2 separate regions of the Homo sapiens genome follow, and region 1 is linked to region 2. Evidence: read pairs that join two places in POLR2A ChIA-PET (ENCODE). Cell type or tissue: MCF 10A. All regions are shown on one strand. Links, peaks and the distances in the headings refer to the core of each region. The heading gives the core; the rest is flanking DNA.

The links. ChIA-PET counts read pairs that join two places held together with the same protein. Peaks named below come from ENCODE experiments on the same cell type or tissue, not always from the same donor. Only the 100,000 strongest peaks of a DNase experiment are listed, where the experiment ranks them.
Region 1: POLR2A ChIA-PET joins it to region 2 with 12 read pairs; 5 of 35 experiments call an interaction of 5 or more read pairs at or near these places.

What each region holds. Positions count from the first base shown.
Region 1 is chr1:152,106,364-152,113,760 of GRCh38, reverse strand. It overlaps TCHH (trichohyalin), which reads left to right. Exons shown (of 3, transcript NM_007113.4): 3 at 683-7,397. The coding sequence ends at 6,376. Among named protein-coding and RNA genes, the nearest start is that of TCHH, 5.4 kb to the left of the region's middle. In MCF 10A, for the core only: no CTCF peak of the experiment used is centred there; DNase peaks (open chromatin) are centred at 2,740, 3,040 and 3,270.
Region 2 is chr1:152,163,912-152,171,308 of GRCh38, reverse strand. No RefSeq gene overlaps it. Among named protein-coding and RNA genes, the nearest start is that of RPTN, 8.4 kb to the right of the region's middle. RefSeq lists an enhancer at 2,554-3,753. In MCF 10A, for the core only: no CTCF peak of the experiment used is centred there; DNase peaks (open chromatin) are centred at 2,628 and 3,288.

The DNA.
Region 1 (7,397 bases), core at 863-5,862, 58 kb after region 2:
TATTTCATGTACTTGATGGCATGGCCATGTGAATGAGCTCTTCATGGGACATTACCACAAAAGATGTCAAATCACACTAGACTTGGAGGAACTTAAATTTGTTTCCAAATTTCAAAACTGAGATCAGCCTGATCTCTATTAAAATGGTGCTACCCGTAAATGTTTTGTTCTGTTTTCTAATATGGAATAGAAACCAAATCAAGAATACTGGCTGCTTCAGACAGAAATGGCTACTGCAAATCCTCATAAATTTCTATTGTATCTCTCTCAAGGATGAGTTCATTCTTTCTCAATTAAAGCGAACTTGTGTTATTCTTTCTTGATGTTGAGTAGCTTTGTTAATTTTACACACAAGTTCACGATGCTGTTTTGAATCTTCACCTCAGGCTCTGCCTCTAAGGTGCGTAGGCTTACCTGCTATTCTACTTTGTGTCTCTCTTCCTGCTTCCTTAGGTTTGATCAGCACTAAATTACGAGATGTAAAAATTTCAAACGAATATATGCTTTAAAGTGAGGGTTCACATTTTACATGGGGACAAAACTTGATACACACTGGACATTTTTCTAATTGCTCTGAATGTCTCTTGAATGTCAGCATAGCATAAAATATATCATGTGTGAATATAATTTTACCACCTGTAAATAGTGCATTGTAAAATTTTTGTTTTCACCATTTTTATAGAGACCACATGACCCTAAGACGGTAGATCTGATCCTGGAACTTCTGGATCTTGACAGTAATGGGCGTGTCGATTTCAACGAATTCCTCCTATTTATTTTCAAAGTGGCTCAAGCTTGTTACTATGCTCTCGGCCAGGCCACGGGACTGGATGAGGAGAAGCGAGCCCGGTGTGACGGAAAGGAGAGCCTGTTACAAGATCGCAGGCAAGAAGAAGACCAAAGGAGATTCGAGCCCCGGGACAGACAACTGGAAGAAGAACCTGGGCAACGACGCAGGCAGAAGAGGCAGGAACAGGAGAGGGAGCTAGCTGAGGGAGAGGAGCAAAGTGAGAAACAAGAGCGACTTGAACAGCGCGACAGGCAGCGCCGCGACGAGGAGCTGTGGCGGCAAAGGCAAGAATGGCAAGAACGGGAAGAGCGCCGTGCAGAGGAAGAGCAGCTGCAGAGTTGCAAAGGTCACGAAACTGAGGAGTTTCCAGACGAAGAGCAACTGCGAAGGCGGGAGCTGCTGGAGCTGAGGAGGAAGGGCCGCGAGGAGAAACAGCAGCAAAGGCGAGAGCGGCAAGACAGAGTGTTCCAGGAGGAAGAAGAGAAAGAGTGGAGGAAGCGCGAGACAGTGCTCCGGAAGGAAGAAGAGAAGTTGCAGGAAGAGGAGCCGCAGCGGCAAAGAGAGCTCCAGGAGGAAGAAGAGCAGCTACGGAAGCTGGAGCGGCAAGAGCTGAGGAGGGAGCGCCAGGAGGAAGAGCAGCAGCAGCAAAGGCTGAGGCGCGAGCAGCAACTAAGGCGCAAGCAGGAGGAGGAGAGGCGCGAGCAGCAGGAGGAGAGGCGCGAGCAGCAGGAGAGGCGCGAGCAGCAGGAGGAGAGGCGCGAGCAGCAGCTGAGGCGCGAGCAGGAGGAGAGGCGCGAGCAGCAGCTGAGGCGCGAGCAGGAGGAGGAGAGGCGCGAGCAGCAGCTGAGGCGCGAGCAGGAGGAGGAGAGGCGCGAGCAGCAGCTGAGGCGCGAGCAGCAGCTGAGGCGCGAGCAGCAGCTGAGGCGCGAGCAGCAGCTGAGGCGCGAGCAGCAGCTGAGGCGCGAGCAGCAGCTGAGGCGCGAGCAGCAGCTGAGGCGCGAGCAGCAGCTGAGGCGCGAGCAGCAGCTGAGGCGCGAGCAGGAGGAGGAGAGGCACGAGCAGAAGCACGAGCAGGAGAGGCGCGAGCAGCGGCTGAAGCGCGAGCAGGAGGAGAGGCGCGATTGGCTGAAGCGCGAGGAGGAGACGGAGAGGCACGAGCAGGAGAGGCGCAAGCAGCAGCTGAAGCGCGACCAGGAGGAGGAGAGGCGCGAACGTTGGCTGAAGCTCGAGGAGGAGGAGAGGCGCGAGCAGCAGGAGAGGCGCGAGCAGCAACTAAGGCGGGAGCAAGAGGAGAGGCGCGAGCAGCGGCTGAAGCGCCAGGAGGAGGAAGAGAGGCTCCAGCAGCGGTTGAGGAGCGAGCAACAACTAAGACGCGAGCAGGAGGAGAGGCGCGAGCAGCTGCTGAAGCGCGAGGAGGAGAAGAGGCTCGAGCAGGAGAGGCGAGAGCAGCGGCTGAAGCGCGAGCAGGAGGAGAGGCGCGATCAGCTGCTGAAGCGCGAGGAGGAGAGGCGCCAGCAGCGGCTGAAGCGCGAGCAGGAAGAGAGGCTCGAGCAGCGACTGAAGCGCGAGGAGGTGGAGAGACTCGAGCAGGAGGAGAGGCGCGAGCAGCGGCTGAAGCGCGAGGAGCCGGAGGAAGAGAGGCGCCAGCAGCTGCTGAAGAGCGAGGAGCAGGAGGAGAGGCGCCAGCAGCAACTAAGGCGCGAGCAGCAGGAAAGGCGCGAGCAGCGGCTGAAGCGCGAGGAGGAGGAAGAGAGGCTCGAGCAGCGGCTGAAGCGCGAGCATGAGGAAGAGAGGCGCGAGCAGGAGCTAGCTGAGGAGGAGCAGGAACAGGCCCGGGAGCGGATTAAGAGCCGCATCCCGAAGTGGCAGTGGCAGCTAGAAAGCGAGGCCGACGCACGGCAAAGCAAAGTCTACTCGAGGCCCCGCAAGCAGGAAGGGCAGAGGCGCCGCCAAGAGCAGGAGGAAAAGAGGCGGCGCCGGGAGAGTGAGCTGCAATGGCAGGAGGAGGAACGGGCTCACCGGCAGCAGCAGGAAGAGGAGCAGCGCCGGGACTTCACATGGCAGTGGCAGGCGGAGGAAAAGAGCGAGAGGGGCCGTCAGAGGCTGTCGGCCAGGCCCCCATTGCGGGAGCAGCGGGAGAGGCAGCTGAGGGCCGAGGAGCGCCAGCAGCGGGAACAACGGTTTCTCCCGGAGGAGGAGGAGAAGGAGCAGCGGCGCCGCCAGCGACGCGAGAGGGAGAAAGAGCTGCAGTTCCTGGAGGAAGAGGAGCAGCTCCAGCGGCGGGAGCGTGCCCAACAGCTCCAGGAGGAGGAGGACGGCCTCCAGGAGGATCAGGAGAGGAGGCGAAGCCAGGAGCAGCGCCGCGACCAAAAATGGAGGTGGCAACTAGAAGAAGAAAGGAAGAGACGCCGCCACACGCTGTACGCCAAGCCAGCCCTACAAGAGCAGCTGAGGAAGGAACAGCAGCTGCTGCAGGAGGAGGAGGAGGAGCTACAGAGAGAGGAGCGCGAGAAGAGAAGGCGCCAAGAACAGGAGAGACAATACCGCGAGGAAGAGCAGCTGCAGCAGGAGGAAGAGCAGCTGCTGAGAGAGGAACGGGAGAAAAGAAGACGCCAGGAGCGGGAAAGGCAATATCGGAAGGATAAGAAGCTGCAGCAGAAGGAAGAGCAGCTGCTGGGAGAGGAACCGGAGAAGAGAAGGCGCCAGGAGCGGGAGAAAAAATACCGCGAGGAAGAGGAGTTGCAGCAGGAGGAAGAGCAGCTGCTGAGAGAGGAACGGGAGAAGAGAAGGCGCCAGGAGTGGGAGAGGCAGTACCGCAAAAAAGACGAGCTGCAGCAGGAAGAAGAGCAGCTGCTGAGAGAGGAACGGGAGAAAAGAAGACTCCAGGAGCGGGAGAGGCAATATCGGGAGGAAGAGGAGCTGCAGCAGGAGGAAGAGCAGCTGCTGGGAGAGGAACGGGAGACGAGAAGGCGCCAGGAGCTGGAGAGGCAATATCGGAAGGAAGAGGAGCTGCAGCAGGAGGAAGAGCAGCTGCTGAGAGAGGAACCGGAGAAGAGAAGGCGCCAGGAGCGGGAGAGGCAATGTCGGGAGGAAGAGGAGCTGCAGCAGGAGGAAGAGCAGCTGCTGAGAGAGGAACGGGAGAAGAGAAGGCGCCAGGAGCTGGAGAGGCAATATCGGGAGGAAGAGGAGGTGCAGCAGGAGGAAGAGCAGCTGCTGAGAGAGGAACCGGAGAAGAGAAGGCGCCAGGAGCTGGAGAGGCAATACCGCGAGGAAGAGGAGCTGCAGCAGGAGGAAGAGCAGCTGCTGAGAGAGGAACAGGAGAAAAGGCGCCAGGAGCGGGAGAGGCAGTATCGGGAGGAGGAAGAGCTTCAGCGCCAGAAAAGGAAGCAGCGATACCGGGATGAGGATCAGCGCAGTGATCTGAAATGGCAGTGGGAACCAGAAAAAGAAAATGCAGTTCGTGATAACAAGGTTTACTGCAAAGGCAGAGAGAATGAACAGTTCCGGCAGTTGGAAGATTCCCAGCTGCGCGACAGACAATCCCAGCAAGATCTGCAGCACCTGCTGGGTGAACAGCAAGAGCGAGATCGTGAGCAAGAGAGGAGGCGCTGGCAGCAGCGCGACAGGCATTTCCCAGAGGAAGAACAGCTGGAGCGAGAAGAGCAAAAGGAAGCCAAAAGGCGCGACAGGAAGTCCCAAGAGGAAAAGCAGTTGCTGAGAGAGGAAAGAGAAGAGAAGAGACGCCGTCAAGAGACAGACAGAAAATTCCGCGAGGAGGAACAGCTGCTCCAGGAAAGGGAGGAACAGCCGCTGCGCCGCCAAGAGCGTGACAGAAAATTCCGCGAAGAGGAACTGCGCCATCAGGAACAAGGGAGAAAATTCCTCGAGGAGGAACAGCGGCTGCGCCGCCAGGAACGGGAGAGAAAATTCCTTAAGGAGGAACAGCAGCTGCGCTGCCAGGAGCGCGAGCAACAGCTGCGTCAGGACCGCGACAGAAAATTCCGCGAGGAGGAACAGCAGCTGAGCCGCCAAGAGCGTGACAGAAAATTCCGTGAAGAGGAACAGCAGGTGCGCCGCCAGGAACGAGAGAGAAAATTCCTGGAGGAGGAACAGCAGCTGCGCCAGGAGCGTCACAGAAAATTCCGCGAAGAGGAACAGCTGCTCCAGGAAAGGGAAGAACAGCAGCTGCACCGCCAAGAGCGTGACAGAAAATTCCTGGAGGAGGAACAACAGCTGCGCCGCCAAGAGCGTGACAGAAAATTCCGCGAACAGGAACTGCGCAGTCAGGAACCAGAGAGAAAATTCCTCGAGGAGGAACAGCAGCTGCACCGCCAGCAACGGCAGAGAAAATTCCTCCAGGAGGAACAGCAGCTGCGCCGCCAGGAGCGCGGGCAACAGCGGCGTCAGGACCGTGACAGAAAATTCCGCGAGGAGGAACAGCTGCGCCAGGAGAGGGAGGAACAGCAGCTGAGCCGCCAAGAGCGTGACAGAAAATTCCGTTTAGAGGAACAGAAAGTGCGCCGCCAGGAACAAGAGAGAAAATTCATGGAGGACGAACAGCAGCTGCGCCGCCAGGAGGGCCAACAACAGCTGCGCCAGGAGCGCGACAGAAAATTCCGCGAAGACGAACAGCTGCTCCAGGAAAGGGAAGAACAGCAGCTGCACCGCCAAGAGCGTGACAGAAAATTCCTCGAGGAGGAACCGCAGCTGCGCCGCCAGGAGCGCGAACAACAGCTGCGTCACGACCGCGACAGAAAATTCCGTGAAGAGGAACAGCTGCTCCAGGAAGGGGAGGAACAGCAGCTGCGCCGCCAAGAGCGTGACAGAAAATTCCGCGAAGAGGAACAGCAGCTCCGCCGTCAGGAACGAGAGAGAAAATTCCTCCAGGAGGAACAGCAGCTGCGCCGCCAGGAACTGGAGAGAAAATTCCGTGAGGAGGAACAGCTGCGCCAAGAAACGGAGCAAGAGCAGCTGCGCCGCCAAGAACGCTACAGAAAAATCCTAGAGGAAGAGCAGCTCCGTCCGGAAAGGGAAGAACAGCAGCTGCGCCGCCAGGAGCGCGACAGAAAATTCCGCGAGGAGGAACAGCTCCGCCAGGAGAGGGAGGAACAGCAGCTGCGCAGCCAAGAGTCTGACAGAAAATTCCGCGAGGAGGAACAGCTACGCCAGGAGAGGGAAGAACAGCAGCTGCGCCCCCAACAGCGTGACGGAAAGTATCGCTGGGAAGAAGAGCAGCTCCAACTTGAGGAACAAGAGCAGAGGCTGCGGCAGGAGCGAGACCGGCAGTACCGGGCGGAGGAGCAGTTTGCCACGCAGGAGAAGAGTCGTCGTGAGGAACAAGAACTATGGCAAGAAGAGGAGCAGAAACGTCGCCAGGAACGGGAAAGGAAATTACGGGAAGAACACATCCGCCGCCAGCAGAAGGAGGAACAGAGGCACCGCCAAGTCGGGGAGATAAAATCCCAAGAAGGGAAGGGCCATGGGCGGCTTCTGGAGCCCGGCACTCATCAGTTTGCCAGTGTCCCAGTGCGCTCCAGCCCTCTCTATGAGTACATCCAAGAGCAGAGATCTCAATACCGCCCTTAAGTGATGTTGCCAATATCTTGACACCTGCCAAAGCTTCGAGCACGGGAAAATGAGAAACACTGGGTACCAAGTGATAACTCAGATGTTTCTGGTTGTGGGAAAACTCTCTGATATTAGAATGTCTTTTCTTCCAAAATCTTAAACTACGCTCATTTTACGCACTTTGTACTTCTGCTTTTTATTCTTCCTCAAGTAGTTCTTTACTGCAAGATGTCTTTCTTTTGCTCTTTGATGCAGATGTGGTGTGCATTTAAAAAAAATATAAATCATTTAATTTGTTTAAGAAATTTTGTTTGAGGAACATGTTCATTTATTGCTTTCAGAAGTAACAAGAGTAATAGGATGATTTGAGATTCTAAACAATGGGTCGGTTTGTTTAATGACTGACCCATCTTGTGGAAAGTGCAGATACTTTTAATGTTCAAGTTGCTATTTCTTCTTGAACCTAAATTGATCATTGCCTCCAAACAGCATTTCATCTTTTGTGGCATAGTTAGCACAAATTCCAGGTAACTAAATTTTTATAACCCTTGAATAGTGCAGGGGGAGTGACCTCTGCATAAAAACTTCCTGTAAAATCAGCCCATTACTGGAAGAAATATCTGTTAAGAATAGGTTTAGCTTTGAAGATTTAGAATTTAAATTAGATTTTTTTTAAACTCAACTCCACTTAAACACATAATCTCATGAAGAAATAATGAGGTGTTTCTCAACTTCAGAGTTCAAATTTTAAAACTGTGTCTGTTGTAGTCTATAGTGTTCATTCTACTTCCCCAAGTTTTGATGAGTTTCAGAATATTATGAACCTTTGTTAATTTTAGCTTGTTAGAAGGAAGCTGCTCAGAATCCCATAAACATCTGTCTTACTCTAGGGCCAATAAGAGATCACATAGAGCATGTTGGGGGTGTAAAAGGGAAAAATGTGTGAACATAGGGGCAAATTTCTAGAGGCCCTTTGACAAGACCCATTTGCCCACAATCATTTGAGGCCTATTGATAATACCTTAGATATATTCTTGTT
Region 2 (7,397 bases), core at 798-5,797:
CTATCAACAAACATTTACCCACCATGCCAGGCACTGTCCTAGGCACTGAGGCTACAAGGTGCTTACTTTCTAGTGGGGGAGAGAGATAATAAATGAACAAATATGTACTAATTCAAGTGACGGTAATAAGTGCCAAGAAGAAAAATAAAGCAGAGTAGTAGAATGGAGAATTAGTGGGAAAAGTTTGCTATTTACAGGATGGCCAGAAATTTTTCTGATAAGGTGACACTTGAGTAAATACTTGAATTAAATGAGGAATTAAATCATGTGACTGAGGGAACAGTATTTCTGTGGAAACAGCAACTACAGAGGCCTTGAAGTAGGAGATTCTTTGTCATCACCTTCTAGTTAACTTTTTCTAATATTTCAAAATTACTTCTTACTTATGGGTTTTGGAGGCCAAAACTGCACTCAGTATTTAAGAAGCCAGTCCACTAAAGACTTTTTATAATGATGATGATAAAAAATAATCATAGTTTACATTCATTGAGGGCTTACTATGTGCCAGTCACTGTATAAGCTCATCCAGCTCATAAGCACCAGAGCCAGCATTCAAACCCAGGCAGTCTGGCTCTAGAGCCAAGTTAGCTAAGAGTATTTCTGTTTCATTTTCTGTACACAGTTCAGTGGCATCCATCATTTGGTTCTCCTTTTTAAGTTATTCACCCGAAGGCATTTCCCAGAGCATGCTGTACGTTAGGAGCTGAGCTGTGAGCTGGGCAAACAAAGATGAATAAACCATCAATGGAGCCCTTAGGAAGGCCACAGCTCTGCATGGAGGACAGGCAAGCCAGGAGAGCAGCACAGAGGATGAGTGCTGCACAGGAGGTGGCAACACAGTGCCGGTAGACACAGCCAAGAGGTTAGCAGACAGATGGACACACTAAGGCACGTGCTCAACAGGCAGTACAGTAATTCCTGGGCCCCCCTTTCCTGGGTCAGAGCCCACTGTTCCATATGGATAATTTGGGTGGGTTTCAGTAAAAATAATAATCATGCTAAGACATCTACGAACAGAAAAATAATATTGAAAGCAGCTAACCTGTCCTGAGTGCCTACTATGTGCCAGCAGAGTTCTCAGCCCCTTGTTTTCATGAAAACTCCATGCTGTGACAGAGATAAGAGGCCCTATAAAGGCCAGCGTCTTGTATGTTCACAATCTAAAGATGGATGCTTACTGAGTAATAGGAAGAGAAAAGGTGGATATCAGGTCTGTTGAGATAAGCCTAGAACAAAAGTACTGGCCTAATATTATGGGCAAGAATTCCTACATTCTGGGAAGACTGAGGTAGAGAGACACTAACATGAGACCAAGATCCTATAATAAAATCAAGCAAAAGCTGGTTTTTCAAAGGAAGGACTCTGCATGAAGCTGAAGCTGCTGATCTAGTATCAGAGACTGGGCCACCCATACAAGGAGGCACAAGGACTACTTACTGGTGAAAATGTAAGAGTGTAACAAGTGAGCGACTGGATTACAGCTGAATCAGCATATACAGATTGCAGCGCAGGTTAACATCTACTTTAGTATACAGTGTTAAGTATGCAAGTGTTGCAGTGTCTGCAACACTTCTGTCAGCCTCCCTTCTCACTTTTTCTCCCCTATCCTCCCCTAAGCCCTGAAACGTGCCATCCTCCCCTTCCCTCTTCTCCTGGGACAGGAAAGTGCTGCTGATTCTGATGCTTCACAAAGGTAATGATTTATTCATTCTCTGCCTCAGAATGAGTCCTTCAAGTTTGATGGCAGTTTGCAGAACCAGGAATGGAAACCAGTTCTTCTGACCCCAGATTCAACTTCTCTTCCTGACAGTGCAGTTTCATGTGCTTCACACTACATTCCTCACTAAATATATTATTTCGCACTTGCCAACAATTACAATTCATATCATTTTCCTGCCCATTCTGGACTAAAGAGAGATGTTCACCCAAAATCACCACTGAACAAATAATGGAAATGATCTTCCCCTGCTTCCCTGTCTTTCTCCCACCCCATTCATAGTCATTCCCTTGTGGAAATTTCCCACCTCCTGTTCTGCAAGATGCATTGCTCTCCAAGAAGCATTTGATGAGAGCCTTACCCATGATGCTAGGTGGCCACGGGAATGTATTATGAAAGGCCAGGTTATGGCAAAGATGAGAGTGTAGCTTTAAACAAATTCTATAAAATGTTATACTCTCTGTAGTCCACATCCTCAAGACTTAAATTAACAGCACAAATCTTATTAGCCTCACAAAGTTCCTTCATTGTTTCTCAAATAGCATAGTTCAGGGAGCATCTCACCAGTGTGGGTGGCCAATGCATTAAATCATAAGAGCAATTAATCTCTGTTCATAAAGTACTTGAGCTCCTGACACATCCTATAAATGTAGGCCTAAATAAACTCAGGAGTGTGCCCAAGGAGGTCAAGATCTCTGATGCTCAATGAGTTTCCAGAAAGGAGATAACAGCCAGGCTACCTTGGAAGGGAAGGAGAGCAACACACTGAATGCATAACCCCCCATGCCAGGTACTAGGCTAGGCACTCACATATTCGAGCTCATTTAATTTCTTCAACAATCCTGAGAAGAACTGCTATTCCCTTGCAGATCTGCCTGACCTCAGAGTCATGTTCTCTCTGCCTTGGACTGGATCCATAAATGTGACAAGAGGAAAACATAGAACATAGAGTCCTGGGACAAGTATACATGTCATATGCTTGTGTTAGAAAGTCTGAATTCTGACTATAGTTTTGCTATTAACTTGTGTGACCCTGCATGACCTTGCAAAAATCACACTGTCTCTCCTGAGACAACTTTTTGCTTTTCAAAGGCAGGAAAGCTCTGGATACTTGAAACAGTACTGTGGAGCCTGAGAGGTTTGAGATGACAGGGAACCTCCCTGTACTCACCTTCAGCAGCCCAACTCCTCGTGGCACAGAGATGGGGCATGAACACCCTGCAGAGGGGACTCCCAGCCTCTTCTCTTGCATACAGCAGGTGCAGCCCAGGTAACATGTCGCAACAAAATCCTTCCTGGGCCTCTCCCTTTGCTTCCACTTTTTCTCCCCTATCCTCCCCTAAGCCCTGAACCATGCCATCCTCCCATCCCCTCTTCTCTTGGGACAGGAAGATGCTGCTAAGTCTGATGCTGCAGAAAGCTGATGATTTCTTTTCTGCAGGGTGACTGGGGCCATGTGGAGCATTTGTGACCACAATAAAGAGATTGAAGATTAAAGGAGGATGATTAGGCAGAATTCCCATGGCAAAGTGGTGTGGTAATTTAGCCAAGTCATGGCTCAGGCATGCAGAAGGGTGTGAAGCCACTGTGGTGTAAGCATCAGGGGCAAGAGCAGCAGAAGAGAGAGCACTTGTCTGGGCTAGTCCCACTGTGTGAGAAGAATTGATGATGATGAAATTTTGTTCTTACTCCAACGTGGCTGCAGCTCTGCCATAAGCTCTTCCCAGAATCCTTTTGACTGTTAACAGTTCTATCTTCCTCACTAAGCATTCGTCAGGAAGATAAATGAATAAGTGAATCAATGAACTAGGCAACCAGTGGAGAAAACTCTTACTTGATTTCCAACCCCTCGATCATATCTTCTTGTTTCTTGACTACACCAAGATTTTGCTAGGTGGACATGACAAGTAGGTGTATTATGCAAGCATCAACTGCCCCCACTTATGGGACCAGGCAATAAACCACAGAGGACTGGGGACAGCACCCCTCCCCAGTCCCAGATAATCTCCACCAAAGCCCTTACACCATCCCCTAGTAGCCTCTACTACTCTCGCTGTGCTTTACTGGCAAAGACCTCAGAAGGATTACTTTCCTTACTCAATCCCTCATGAAAGCTCCCTGGCATTACCTGATTTTCTCTCCCTGCTCTCTCTGCCTGCTTTCTCATCCCTGCCAGATGCCTGGATCTGGCATCCTACTATGCCTGACAGCTAAGGGAATAAGACACAGGCATGAGCTTCTTGGGGACAGTGGGCCATCTGCTCCTCTGGGGAGTCTTTGAATTGACACCTACAAAGAATGGACTGGGCACTGACCTACCTGGGTCAGAAGCAGGGCAAGATGATCTTTAGAAGCCCTGATGAATCTGCTTCTGACCAATCACTGCTTTCAACTTGCCTGCTGCTCCCGGTACACATGACCACATTCAGCTTCCCTGCTGGTGACAGCTGGGGCTCTTGGGCTGTGCCTCAAGTCCCACCTCTCAGTTTGGCCTGGAAACTTTAGCATCCAGATATTTCTGGAGAAACTAAAGCAGTTCCTCTGTTATTTCTGCATGTAAACTCTTCAAGATACCAGCAGCCATCTCCCAAACCTCCTGAAATTATCACAGCCCACCACTGGTTCATCTACCAACACCATCTTCCTGCCCCATACTCTGTAAGGCTCTAGAATTTTCACACATTATTCTTTTTTATTTCCAAGAGCCAACAAGTTGCAAATAAGTTCTAAATCCCAAAAGAATACTGCTCAGGGGGCATGGACTTGTGGAGGTGAAACATCATCCAGTTCAGTCACCTACTGGGGTCCCAGCACTATGGCAGGGCTCATGGGAGAATCAGAAGGAGAAATCAAGGACTCTTCCCTCAGAGAATTCGTCATCTAATTCAGAGGCAAGAATTATACATAGGCAACAACAGAGAGTGCTAAAGAGCCACAAGAAATAAAAGCCTAGTTATATGTTTTAGAATCTCAGTCTACCACAGGCATTGGAGCTAGAGAGAGCCAGTCAGTCTCACATTTAAAGAACACCTACCTTGAGGACGACAAAGAGAGCTTATAGGAGACAGAGAGAGAAAGGAGGAGAAATCTTTCCTTCATAGTGAGGAAGAAAAATGTGGTCTGGAGGCAGGGAACATAAGGCCGATTCCCACTTCAGCTATGAGAGGAAATATTCTCTCCATAGTGCATACACCAAGTAAATGACTTTGTAACTTTACTTCATCCTCTTCATTTACATAGGGTGTACCCCAAGTAGAGGTTATTAAACTCCCAAAAAATCTGTAACAGGGCCCTTGAGCCCCTATGTTCAGGCCCGCTCCACACTATGGAGTGTTCTTTCATTTTCAATAAATCCCTTTGTTCCTTCCTTGCTTTGTTTGTGCATTTTGTCCAATTCTTTGTTCAAGATGACAAGAACCTGGACACCCTCCACTGTTAACAATAGAGCTCAAGTCCAGTGAGATGGACAGGCAGAGACCCAGCCATCTATAAGAATACAAAATAGAGCATTATAAACACCATGAAATGACTGCAGAGGATGCAGGAAGAAAGAGGAGAGTCTGACTAGGAAGACTCAGAAGTGTTTTCATAGAAAAGGTAAGTATTTAGATGTGTTTACATGGCTAGAATTTAGATAGAAGATAGGGAGAGTAGGATCCAGGAAGAAGAAGCCAAGTGAATAAAAACAGAAACAGGAAGTGGAGGGTTGACTTAGAGAACATCAAGAAGTCCAGTGTGGTTGGAAAGAAGAATACATCACTGAAAAAAATCTGCTTGCCATGGAAGGCCTTGAATAGCATGTTAAAGTTTTGGGGCTTGATTCTTATGGAAAATTATAACCCTTTATTCTTAAAGGACACGATAACCCTTCTTGAGAAGAGAGAATTCCTCTGAGAATAGTGTGGAAAATAAATTAGAAAGGAAGATTAGAGGCAGGAAGATCTATTGATACTTACACAAAAGTCCAAGCAAATAGTAACCAGGACCTCTCCTGAGAGATGGCAGGAATAAAGATGACGAGGGGAGAGAGAAATGAAACAAGTTTTTACAGAATCTCAGAGCACGAGAGACCTCTGGAGACAAAGACTTTCAGAGGCGGAAGTCATCCAGTTCATCCAGCTGTGACTTCAAACCTCTTCCTCATTTTATAGATAAGGGGGGAAATAAAGTCACAATGTGGAAGTGTCTTTCCCAAGTTCACTTGAAAGTGAATTCAGGGCCCTGGAGAGAAGCCAGGGCTTCCAAGTCTCAATTCAAGGGATCTCTGGTGCACCAGGGTGAGGAAAGGCCAGGAAGGGCTACAAAGAAAATCAGCAGGAGACCTGACTGTTCTTGAAAGGGGAACAGGCAAATGCCTGAACATTGGCTTCCACATACCATCATCCCTAAATTCACCTCTTCCCTTCCTGATGGAATTGACCAGGGGAGGGGTGGCAGTGAGAGAACTGAAAACACTGATGGCACCCCAAAGGAATTGCTAAGAATCCCTAAAATACAATGGGAACATCACAGATTACAAAGCTATTTACCTATCTTCCCTACCCCATTTCCTCCACTCCCACTTTACCTCAAGACATATGCATTCCTTTAGTCAACAAACCTTTATCAGGTGCCTACTACTGTGGGTTTTCTGGCAGCTGCTGGATCATAAGGTTGTGCAAGACCTTTGGGAGATTCAGAGCCACAGTTCAACTCCACAGCCCTTGCCTCTGCCCAGCTGTGTCTTGGCCAGGCAGGTTTAGCCTGTTGGTATCCTCAAGTCAAGGCTTTTAAACCAACCACCCTGCTCCAGAAATTTCTTTTAAAAAAACTCAAAACAGTTTGGCAGTTCCTCAAAAAGTTAAACACGGAGTTACCATGTGACCCAACTCCACCCCTAGGTGCATGGCCTAGTTGCAGAGGACTAAAAACATACATCCGCACAAAAAGTTGTCCATGAATGTTCACAGCAGCATTATTCAAATAGCCAAAAGGAGGAAACAGCCCAAATGGCCACCAATGGATGAATGGATAAGCAAAATGTGACACATTGTCTATTCTTATAATGGACTATTATTCAGACTTAAAGGAAAAGAAGTGCTAAAACCTGCTTCAACATATATGAACCTTAAAAATATTATGTTATGTGAAATAAGCTAGTCCAAAAAAAGGCCACATATTATATGATTTCATTTGCATGAAATATCCAGAATAGGTAAATCCATAGAGACAGAAAACAGATTAGTGGCTGCCAGGGGCTGGAAGAGGGCAGAATGGCAGATTACTGCTAATGGGGACAGAATTTCTTACAGGGGGATCTTGGCAATGGCTGAACAATACTAGATAACATTGAATCGTACACTTTAAATGGGTGAATTGCATGGTATGTGAATTATATCTCAATAAAGCTCTTTAACAAAAAGTAAAAGAAGAAACTCAGAAACCTGACCTGAATGATCCAAATTCTGCCATGGTCAGCCACTTTGAAGATCTCAGATTTGGTCTGTAGCCTTATTAACCATGTGCTAGGAATTACCTAAAATTCCATGGGCTGTGTTAGCAGTGATTTCTGACATTTTCTAGTTCCTTTTATCGTGGGGAAGATAGGGCCTGTGATGTTGGGGAGAGGAGCAATGCTGGCTCTTGTATCCAAAAACAAAAGCCTACAGTAGAAGAAAAGGCTGGGCTGCAAGCTGGGGAG